Regions from separate parts of the Homo sapiens genome. Here region 2 is linked to region 1. Evidence: chromatin loops called from intact Hi-C (ENCODE). Cell type or tissue: CD4-positive, alpha-beta T cell. All regions are shown on one strand. Links, peaks and the distances in the headings refer to the core of each region. The heading gives the core; the rest is flanking DNA.

Region 1 (5,388 bases), core at 206-5,205:
AATGAACTCACCCTAATCTCTAAATTAACTTAGATAATGCCAGTTCCCATATATCTTTTACTTATCTCAGATGAAAATGAAATTGAGGTGAAAGAAAGCCCAGGCATGCTCTTCAGAAGCTCAAAGCAGAAGAAAAGTTGGTCAAAGAAATTACTACTTCCATTGTGTGTTTCTTTGTATAGATCTAAATAAACACAAAAATAATTATCCTCCTCCTTCTCTCCTTCTTTTCCTCTCTTTAATATTTTTTTTAAAAGTTTTACCACACTTCTTTGCCAATTAGAGCCACAGCATCTAAGCCCTAGATAGTCCCTTTTTAAGAGGTCTTCCTGCATGAGCCCTTCTCCTCCCACAGCACATTACATTTCTTCCTTTATGTACGGGTTAACCACATTATTTATGGTCAAATTGGGACACTTTTGAAAGTGAAAGAAGTGTTACAGTAGGTAGTCAGGCAGAGATGAGCAGAGCAAGAGAGGCTTCCCCACTCCCCCGCATGGGAAAGTCAAACAACCGTCAGGTGATGGTCAGGCAGTTGTCAATTGTCTCTCTAAAACAATCATTGGTTGCAACCCATGCAGGGAAAGGCAGTCTCTCAATAGAAACACCTGAAACTGGTGATCAGCAGCTTCCCAGTAAGATCTCAGGAGCTGGGCAAGTGGGCTGACACCTGTAAACTAAGAGGCAAAATGGCAGAGTTTAACTGGATATGACCTTATGGGAACGCTCGACTGATAAGGGAAGAATGCTTCAAGTGAGCATGCGCACAACTCCAGTAAACACACGGCACCTCCCCTCCCAAGAGCTGGGAGGTCACTGCTCATGCAGACAGGCTGCCCTAAGGAAAGGCTCAGGGGAGAAGAGGCACAACTCCTCAGAAACGTGCCAACATATAAAACCCCAAGTCAGAAGTCAAATAGCGCTCTTGAGCTCTCAAGTTGCCCACGTGGCCCTCTTGCAAGGGTGCTTTATTTCCTTTTGTTCCTGTTCTGAAGCTGTTTAATAAGCTTTCACTCCTGCTCTCAAACTTGCCTCGGTCTCTTACTCTGCTATAGGCCCCTCAGTTGAATGCTTTCTTCTGAGGAGGCGAGAGCTGAGGTTGCTGCAGACCCATACAAATTTGCTGCCACTAACAGGAGTGCTGTTAATGATTACTCTGGGACAGGAATACATAGCGGGGGCGATTGCAGGCAAACTGACACTTAACATTCACCCCACTTCCAGGTACCCATTCAGCTGATTCAATGCTGGTTTCCACTTGCTGACCTGCTGCTTTTGGAGTCCTTCTCAAGTTGCTTCTTATGCGTCAACTGGGTGGCAAACTCAGTGGCCTCTCCTCTAGGATTCCCCTCCCTTTCACACATAGGCAACATCTCAGCAAATGCTTTTCTTTCTCAAGGTCAAGGGAAAACATTCAAAACATCTCTTGTGAAAGTTATGTATTTAAAAGGCTGAAACCTGAAAAGAAGAGTACTGGTGTACATGAAAAATCTCTCTCTGGATAAATGCTTGAGGAGACGGATACCCCATTCTCTGTGATGTGCTTATGTCACATTGCATGCCTGTATCGAAACACCTCTTGGAACCTAGAAATATATACAGCTACTACATACCCACAAAAATTAGAAGTTAAAAATTTTAAAAAAAAGAAAAACCTCTCTCCTACTGGTCTGCTTGGTTCTGATCCTGGTTCTTTGGCAAAGCTTTTTTTACTTCTGCTTTTTTTTGGCAACTAGGTAGAACTTCAGGTAAAATAAAACAAATAAAAATGTATTGTGAAATATACAATATATGCAAAGGAGACTATGAAACGTTTATGTGCCATTTAAAGAATAACACTTAAGAACTAGAATATTGCCAGTATTTCAGAACCACCTTCCTCACCTAGTAAATCTCCATGATCATGTCCTCCTTCCCCTTGACAGAGGTGACAGCTCTCTTTAATTTTCTGTCCATTATTACCAGTTCTGCTTTTCAGTTTTTCACACTTGTGTGTATCCCTACAAAAGATCTCTGCTTTTTAGGGGGTCAGAGGGTGATTTCATGTAATAAGGAAAGAAAACTGTCATTCTTCTAAGAGCAAATTGTTCTTTTTAGAGAAAAAAAATTACTAAAACCTGATGTGCTTTCCAAATACTTAACCAACACATCACACATCAACACATGTGGAAGGGAAGAGGCTTAGGGAAAATCCTCAGCACTCACACTCCACTTCTAGGGCTCTGTCTTTGTGTTCCATTTCCGTATGGATGAAAAGCCAGCTTCCATTGTTCGGAATTTACATGAACAACTAATGTCCCCGAGGAAGTGGTGACTGATGTGGGATTTCCAACTTGTGGCAATTCTGCAGGCAGAGACCATGTTAGGCAAAACTGCCAACTATGTGAAGTATGTTGACAGTGGCACTCACTAAATTCCTATCCTCTGAGCCTCTGTGCCCACCTGGGGAGCCAGTGCGCTCTCTCATTTTCTATCATCTTGTTCATTCAAACCTTAAAACTAATCCATCACATTGATGAAGCTTAAGATAGGGCTTTGTAATCATTTCCCACCCAAATGGTCCAGCGGTAAAGGATAAGGGTATTTCGAGGGGTTTCTGGACATGAGAAGGCCATGGTAAGTATAGATTTGTTTATTTTCATTGTGGAGTATATCACACGTACACAGAAGAAACTAAAATACAACTGCACTCTAAGGAATAGTGATAGGCCGGGCGCGGTGGTCATGCCTGTAATCCCAGCACTTTGGGAGGCTGAGGCGGGCGGATCACAAAGTCAAGAGATCGAGACCATCCTGGCTAACATGGTGAAACCCTGTCTCTACTTAAAAAATACAAAAAATTAGCTGGGCATGGTGGCGGGCACCTGTAGTCCCAGCTACTTGGGAGGCTGAGGCAGGAGAATGGCGTGAACCTGGGAGGCGGAGCTTGCAGTGAGCCGAGATCGTGCCACTGCACTCCAGCCTGGGTGAGAGAGCGAGACTCTGTCTCAAAAAAAAAAAAAAAGAATATTGATAGAATGAACACCCACATGCCCAACACTGAGCTTTAGAAATGGAATATATGCCACACCTTAAATCTTTCTGGGTAAACCTCAAAGACTGCTTCTCCCGCCCCTCATCAGAGGTAACCACTGTCCTGAATTTTGTGTTCACCATTTCCTGCTTTTCTTTATGGTTTTAACACACGTGTATATAACCCAAAACAAAATATAGTTTAGTTTTTTCTTTGGGGGGAATGTATATAAATTGAAATTTTTTATTTATATTTTCTTGGGACTTGCTCCTCTTGCTCAAAATTATGTTTTGGGAAGTCATCCTGTTTATGCCTGTGCCTGTAGCTCACTAAACTTTCACCGTTGCACAATAATCCTTCCTATGAATTTATTTACTCTCCTTTTTTGTCTTTGAGACAGAGTCTGACTTGTCACTGGGCTGGAGTGCTGTGATGCTGCTATCACGGCTCACTGCAGCCTTGACTTCTTGGGCTCAAGCCATCCTCCCACCTCAGCCTCCCCAGTAGCTGGGACTACAGGTGCATGTTACCACGCCTGGCTAATTTTTTTTTTTTTTTTTTTTTTTTTGAGACGGAGTCTCACTCTGTTGCCCAGGCTGGAGTGTAGTGGCGCGATCTCTGCTCACTGCAAGCTCTGCCTCCTGGGTTCACGCCATTCTCCTGCCTCAGCCTCCCCAGTAGCTGGGACTACAGGCGCCCGCCACTACGCCTGGCTAATTTTTGTATTTTTAGTAGAGAAGGGGTTTCACCTTGTTAGCCAGGATGGTCTCGATTTCCTGACCTCGTGATCTGCCTGCCTTGGCCTCCCAAAGTGCTGGGATTACAGGCGTGAGCCACCGCGCCCGGCCACGCCTGGCTAATTTTTGTATTTTTTGTAAATATGGGTTTTTTGCCATGTTGACCAGGCTGATCTCGAACTCTTGGCCTCAAATGATCCGCTGGCCTTGGCCTCCCAAAGTGCTAGGATTAGAGGTATGAGCCACTGCATCCAGCCAGTTGTAGTACATATTTAAACTCCCACCAGATGTAGATGAGAATTCTCATTGCTCAACATCCTCTTAATGTGCTACTGTCTGGTTTTACTCCCAGTCTGGTGGGTGTGAATTGCAGTATCACAAAACTTCACTGTGATTTGTATTTGTACTTCTCTGATTAATGATGAAGCTGAGTTTCTTTCCATGTGTTTATGGGCCATGTATGTTTCCTTTTCTTTGGAATTCCTTTTTTGGGTCTTTTGCCCATTTTTCTATTGGGTCATTTCTCTGTTTCTTAATAATTGCTTGGAGCTCTTTAAATAGTCAAATTAGGAGTAGTGATAGATAAAAATATTAACTACATTTTATTTACTTTTATATATGTGATTTGTTTATATTTGCTGCTCCATAGTTAATTATTTCACCCTTTTGACAAAGAAGGGTTTTTAGTTTTAAAATAATTGAATTCTTCAATTTTCTTCTAGAGTTGTGCATTTTAAATTTTGTTTATAGATACTATCCTACATGCTTTTTTGGGTATTATATGGTTTTGGCTTTTACATTTATGCCTTAATCCTCTTTGAATTTGGTGTTTGTGTATTGTGCATTAGTTGAATAGTTTTTCTTTTTCTCATTGATCTCAAATACTACCCCCACCATAAATCAAATTTTCATATATCTGTGAATTTGTTTCTAAATGTCCCCTTCTGTCGTTTTGGTCTATTTCTTTATTAATGTGCAATATCACATTGTTAATAAGTTAATAACTATAGTTTTACAATGTTTCAATATGTAATGGGACAAACTCCTTGTTTTTCTTCCTTGGGAACATGTTGGCCATCCATTACCCTTTACTCTTTATAGAAATTTCAAAATCAACTTGCCATGTTCCATGGAAAAACCTGTTGGAGTTATCATAATTACATTTATGTTTATGTCCATTAGAAGAGAATGGACAACTTTATGATATGAATCGTTTTATCCAGGAACATGGTATATTTTTCCATAATTGAGTTCTTTACTGAACTTCAAAAAAGCTCTCTCCTTCTTCTCTATTGGTGTCCTGCATGCCTTTTCTTAGATTTATTCCTGTGTGTTTATGTATTTTATATAATTTATGACTTTTGTAAAAGATATCTTAAAGTACATTTTCTATCTGAATTTTTTGATATATATATAAAATTGCTTTTGTTTATTCACTAATTTGTCAATTTTCTTAATTTATTTATTTGCTGATATTTATCTGTTTAAACAATATCACCTGTTAATAATGAGAGGTTGAGCTGGGTGTGATGGCTCATGCTTGTAATCCCAGCACTCTGGGAGGCTGAGGTGGAAGGATTGCTTGAGTCCAGGAGTTAGAGACCAGCCTGGGTAACATATGGAGATCCCTGTCCTTAC
Region 2 (5,388 bases), core at 58-5,057, 440 kb after region 1:
AATGGAGACGACTAGAATAAATTCAGTGGTGCTGGACTGGAAGTTATCAGTATGGATTCATATCTTCACTTGTATATATGGAATACACATGTACACTGCAACCTCCGCCTCCCAGCTTCAACTGATTCTCTTGCCTCAGCCTCCTGAGTAGCTGGGATCACAGGCATCCGCCACCATGCCTGGCTAATTTTTGCACTTTTAGTAGAGACGGGGTTTCACCATGTTGGTCAGGCGGGTCTTGAACACCTGACCTCAAGTGATCTACCTGCCTTGGCCTCCCAAAGTGCTGGGATTACAGGCGTGAGCCACTGCACCCAGCCCGCTCTAGGGTCTTTTACTCTACTGATACAGCTATTCTCTCACATAAGCTTGCACAACAAGCACCTCCCTATTAGCCCCATAGTCAAATCAAGACTTCTCACTAGTACCTTCTGTCTTCTGATTGTTTAATAGGACACTATCAATTCTTGAAATCAATTTCAACACTTCTACTGGTTAACTTGGAAGCACAGGAAATTTCACCCCAATTCACTCTAACCTAGATACACATTTTAAATTCTTAGAACCTAAAAGTGCTCTTATCTTGTATCTATTTTTTTTTTTTTTTTTTTTTTGCATTTCTTACTCTATTGTACATATGATGACTAAATGGCTCTATTCCGGTTGCAGCCATCTATAGCCTGGATCCTAAGTTAGCATCATTCTGTACAAACCAATACTATTTGATCATAATTCAAACAAGGACTAATTAAGGAGTTGACTTTTTCTCAGAGAATGATTTAAAAGATGAAAAATGCAGTTAATTACTTTTAAAGTGTTGAGCCCACAGCTCATAAATGTCACAGCTAAGATTCAAACCCATGTTAGTCTATGCCTAGATATTCCACATTCAATCATATTTTAAAAATCTAACTACAGAATCATCAGAAAGGTCAACAATGAATTATAGTCAATAAGCTACCTTATAAATATGCATGAATTCAATGTTTGTAGGTACAGACATTAAGAATGTCATATAATTATTTGATTACAAGTAACAGAATATATAAAATGTAGTTCCCAAGGAGAATGTAAATAATTGAACTTTTAAAATTTCAAATATACTGCATTATATAAAAGTTTAAGAATCAGTTATATTATAAATATTTTAAATTGTTAAGACATTTCAAGAAGCATGCTGATTTCTTTTTTAGCATATGCAAATAATATGAATAATTTAAAACGAACACCATATATTTTTTATGTACGTAAAAACTATTTGAAGTGTAAAACTATTTGGCTCCATTTTAATCTGATTTTGCCTTGATTATATTAAATTTCAGGTCAGGTCAGGATTAGCAGTATGGGTGAGAAGACACCCAGGGTGGCTTCTCTGCTCCCTTCTCCCCTCCTGGATGAGCCACATGCCTGTAGCTTGGAGAGGATGTAGGAGGGGCTGGGATTCCTTTCCTGGGTTTCTTTCACTGAGATAAGCACAGAATGATGTTTCTGTCTCTGAATACATAGTATCTGAAATCTCTGCTAGAGGAGACCACTGTCAAAGTTTAAAAACCTGCAAATGAATTTTGAATCATTACATATTTGTTAAACAGGACTGATATTCTGGGTAACAGAGAAAAGATAAAATGGGTAGCTTAAATGAACAGAAGACAATGGTATCCTTTTAAACATCCATGGCACCAAAACAAAGCACAGACAACTCTGCCCTCTGTTTGGATTCATAAGAATAAAAGTCCTTTATATACTTCCCTGTCCCCCTTAACCTCTGCCCCTGCCCCCTAAACAAGACTACTGCTGCTGAATCAAAAGTCGTACTGATAAAAGACCCAGAAAGGAAAAGTGCCTTGCCTGGGATCAACAAGTCTGCGAGGACAAGAACGAGGACTTGTTATGGACTCAAAACACTTGTCATATATGACTCTGTGATACTGCTTACTTTGCTACTGCATGTTACTTAATGTAACAACTATGATACTATGTTGAGTAACTGGTTTTTTTGTTGTTGTCTTTTTTTGTTTTTTTGAGATGAAGTCTTGGAGTCTTGCTCCGTCACCCAGGCTGGAGTGCAGTGGCATAATCCTGGCTCACTGCAACCTCTGCCTCCCAGGTTCAAGCGATTCTCCTGCTTCAGCCTCCCGAGTAGCTGGGATTACAGGTGCCCGCCACCATGCCTGGCTAATTTTTGAATTTTTAGTAGAGATGGGGTTTCACCATGTTGTCCAGGCTGGTCTCGAACTCCTGACCTCAGGTGATCCACCCGCCTCGGCCTCCCAAAGTGTTGGGATTACAGGTGAGTAATGGTTATATCAGGGATTGGCAAACTATGGTCACCAGCTGCATGTGGCTCTCCACTGGTTCTTGTGGATAAAGTTTTATTGGAACACAGCCAGGCTCATTTCTTTATATACTGTCTGTGGCTGCTTTTGTGCTACAGTCACAGTTTAGTATTCATGACAGAGAATAGGTGGCTTGCAAAGCCTAAAATATTTACTATCCAGCCCTTGACATTAAAAAGTTTGCCAACATCTATGCCACATCACCCTCCAGGTTTAAACCTAATTACCACCCATGACAGAGTTGATACCACACCCATCGTCCACAAGGAAGTTAAGACGCTTGTACTGTATATGATTAGAATGCATCAAAGCCAGGATTCAAAAACAGGTTTCTATGAACTTAGGAGCCCTGTCATTATGCCAATAAGATACACTGACTTTCTCCTTTTCTATTACAATTGTTCCTTTCTTGGTGTGTATAATACACACTAATACTTCAGGAGGGTAAGCACTGTGGCTTACCCCTTTGCAGCCATCAGAGACTCTAGAACAGACCTAAGGAATCTATATTTGCTTAGCAAATTCATAAATAAATGGTCCTAAAAGTTTCATTTAATTATGTCCTCCCAGCCACATTCCCCTCTCATTATAAACAAATGTTTCTAATACTCAATAAAATTTTATATCAGCACAAGATTAATTCCTTTATTTTCTGTGAATTTCAATTCATGAGGGAAAAATCAGGCATATGATGTAGCAACATTTTTGTCAAAGTTTTGATACATTTACGTCAAACAACTTCCCTAAAGATAAATTTTAAAAGTTATTATTTGAAGATGAGTCAGGTGAACCGCAACCTGCTCGCCCACTGCTGCCAGACAGTGACACCTGCTGGAAGAGTCGGAGTCGCAAAAGCAGCAGGAGGGGCTCCCTGAGAGAAGGGGCTCCCGAGGGTAGCAACCTGGCCCACGTACACTCAGTAGCAACCTTCTTTTGTTGTTGAAGTTTGCCTGTTTTTGTTTTTCACATATGTTTAGAAATATTGCTCTGAAAGCCAGATAAACAATGGCAACCTAGGGAAAAAATTTTTTTAAAGAATGTGAATACAATTATATATATATATTTTAAAGATAAAATCATCATTAAAAACATAATGGGGCAGAGTTTAATGTTTAACTTTAGGAAGTAAACCAAAATACTGTGTCACGTGCGTGTCATTCAAAATAATATTAGCACTGCTTTAAGTATAAATCCTAAAGCCTATTATGGTTTCATATTCTACACATGGAAGTGTTTCTTAAAAAGAGTAATAATGTGTTCTATAAAAATCCCGATGATAATATATTCTACAGGTTTCATTTGGAAAAAAAGCTTTGCTAGTAATTTTTAAAAATGCACCTAAATTATTTTTAAGAGTAAATGTGATATAGGTTTTAAAACCTGTGATCAAACATCATCTTTACTGTAAGTACTTAAACTCCAACAAGAATAATGCTTCTCACTGCACTTCGTCATATTAAACGGTTCTCCTAGCTGGCGGCTGAGGGTACACATTAACATTCCGTGCACTGAAGTCCAGCATTTGTTGACGAAAACATTCTTCGGATCAAAGGATGAAAAGCAAATTGCTGGCGGCTTGAATTTTGACACAAAAGGTGAAAACTAAAATGTAGTCACTAATACCCCAAGAACAGGAGAACAAAATTCCCGAGGCTATATCATGTTTTATGGCAAGAAAACAAGGGAATGTGCAGTGGAGCAGAGGGATTAGGCTTCCCATGAGCATTTCTTATCATTGCAGCTCAAGTTGCTAGTTTTAAACTAAATAGAAACTTCTTTTAAATGCCGAATGTCCACATTTTAATGGCTGGCTTATAAAAATGTATAATTCCTCCTGCTTCATTAAACGCAAACGTTTCCCAACATCCCCTAATTTATTCCATTGAGAATTAGAACATGAATTCCATCTGCTAAAAGATAAGACAGGTACCGCGCAGCCTGCTGTTGCTAAGGGTGGTAAAGAATTCAGAAGGGGTCTGTGGCCTTTCATCACATCATTTTCACATCACCCTTTAATGAACACTCTTTATCAACCAGGGACCAGGCACAATATGATGGTGAATGATAACCTGGGTATGGTGTGGTTGGCAGAGTAGAGAACAGGTCTAGGATCCTTAAAAGGAAAAGACTGAAGATAATGCTTGGAAAACACTGACATTAATTAGAAAGAAATATGGAGAAAACCTTTAGTGAAAAACAAAACAATGCACATGTAAGGGAGCAACTCAGCACAAACACAGCATAAGACCTGGGCTTTTTCCAGAACGCTATGAGCTGACGGAGATATTACCAAGTGGTAATGATGTTTAAAAAATAAGTACTATACTGGGGTGCTTTGTAGTAACACTGACTGCCTCTTAAGTGTTTAGTACATTTTGTTTAATGAATGAAAGCTCAGAGACGTTTCCTGGTGATGATTATGTTTATGCTACAGAAAAGATCAGTTAAATGACTAAGCCCCCAAATGTGTCCTATAAACCTAAAAACACAATCCTTAGGTTTCTGGCTACTGTTCTGCAAACTCTGGCAGGGGTTGTGACTTTTTAGATTTACAATCAGGTCTCCCAAATTTTGTCCTTTTTAAAAAAAGGTTTACCCCATTTTCCATGTCAGAGATCATCAAGACTCAAACATATAAGGCATGTTCTTAAATATCCTATTAGTATCAAGTATACATCACTTTCAGAAAAGCATGCTGAGTCTAATATTCCCTCTTCACATGCGGCAGGACCCCACTACTGATGTCACTACCACCCTGTTGTTAGGAAACAGGAAGTGTACCTACCAAAACAGAGAAGACAATTTTCATACTGATCAAGACTTGATGTTTCATAGTACTGGTTCCTGAAAAGACACGTGGCTCCTGATGTGGGACATTTTTCTTTCAGCACTATATTATCTAATAGTCATCTATAATCTGTTAGCATGATGAAACGACATACTTCGACTGTGTTTGGGAGAACCCAGGAAATAAAAGAGTTTCCTGGGTTATTTTGGATTTTCAGTTTTCATATAGCTAGACCAGACATCCTTCGATAACTGCAGGTGTGAA

The links. Hi-C counts contacts between places; a loop is a spot of excess contacts. Peaks named below come from ENCODE experiments on the same cell type or tissue, not always from the same donor. Only the 100,000 strongest peaks of a DNase experiment are listed, where the experiment ranks them.
Region 2: a loop joins it to region 1, with 11 times the contacts of the local background. A loop is called at or near these places in 31 of 110 quality-filtered maps.

Annotation. Positions count from the first base shown.
Region 1 is chr6:12,589,781-12,595,168 of GRCh38, reverse strand. No RefSeq gene overlaps it. Among named protein-coding and RNA genes, the nearest start is that of LINC02530, 7.1 kb to the right of the region's middle. In CD4-positive, alpha-beta T cell, for the core only: no CTCF peak of the experiment used is centred there; no DNase peak of the experiment used is centred there.
Region 2 is chr6:12,148,798-12,154,185 of GRCh38, reverse strand. The region is part of intron 7 of HIVEP1 (HIVEP zinc finger 1); the gene reads right to left. Among named protein-coding and RNA genes, the nearest start is that of EDN1, 140 kb to the left of the region's middle. In CD4-positive, alpha-beta T cell, for the core only: a CTCF peak has its summit at 3,147 (motif pointing left); a DNase peak (open chromatin) is centred at 3,165.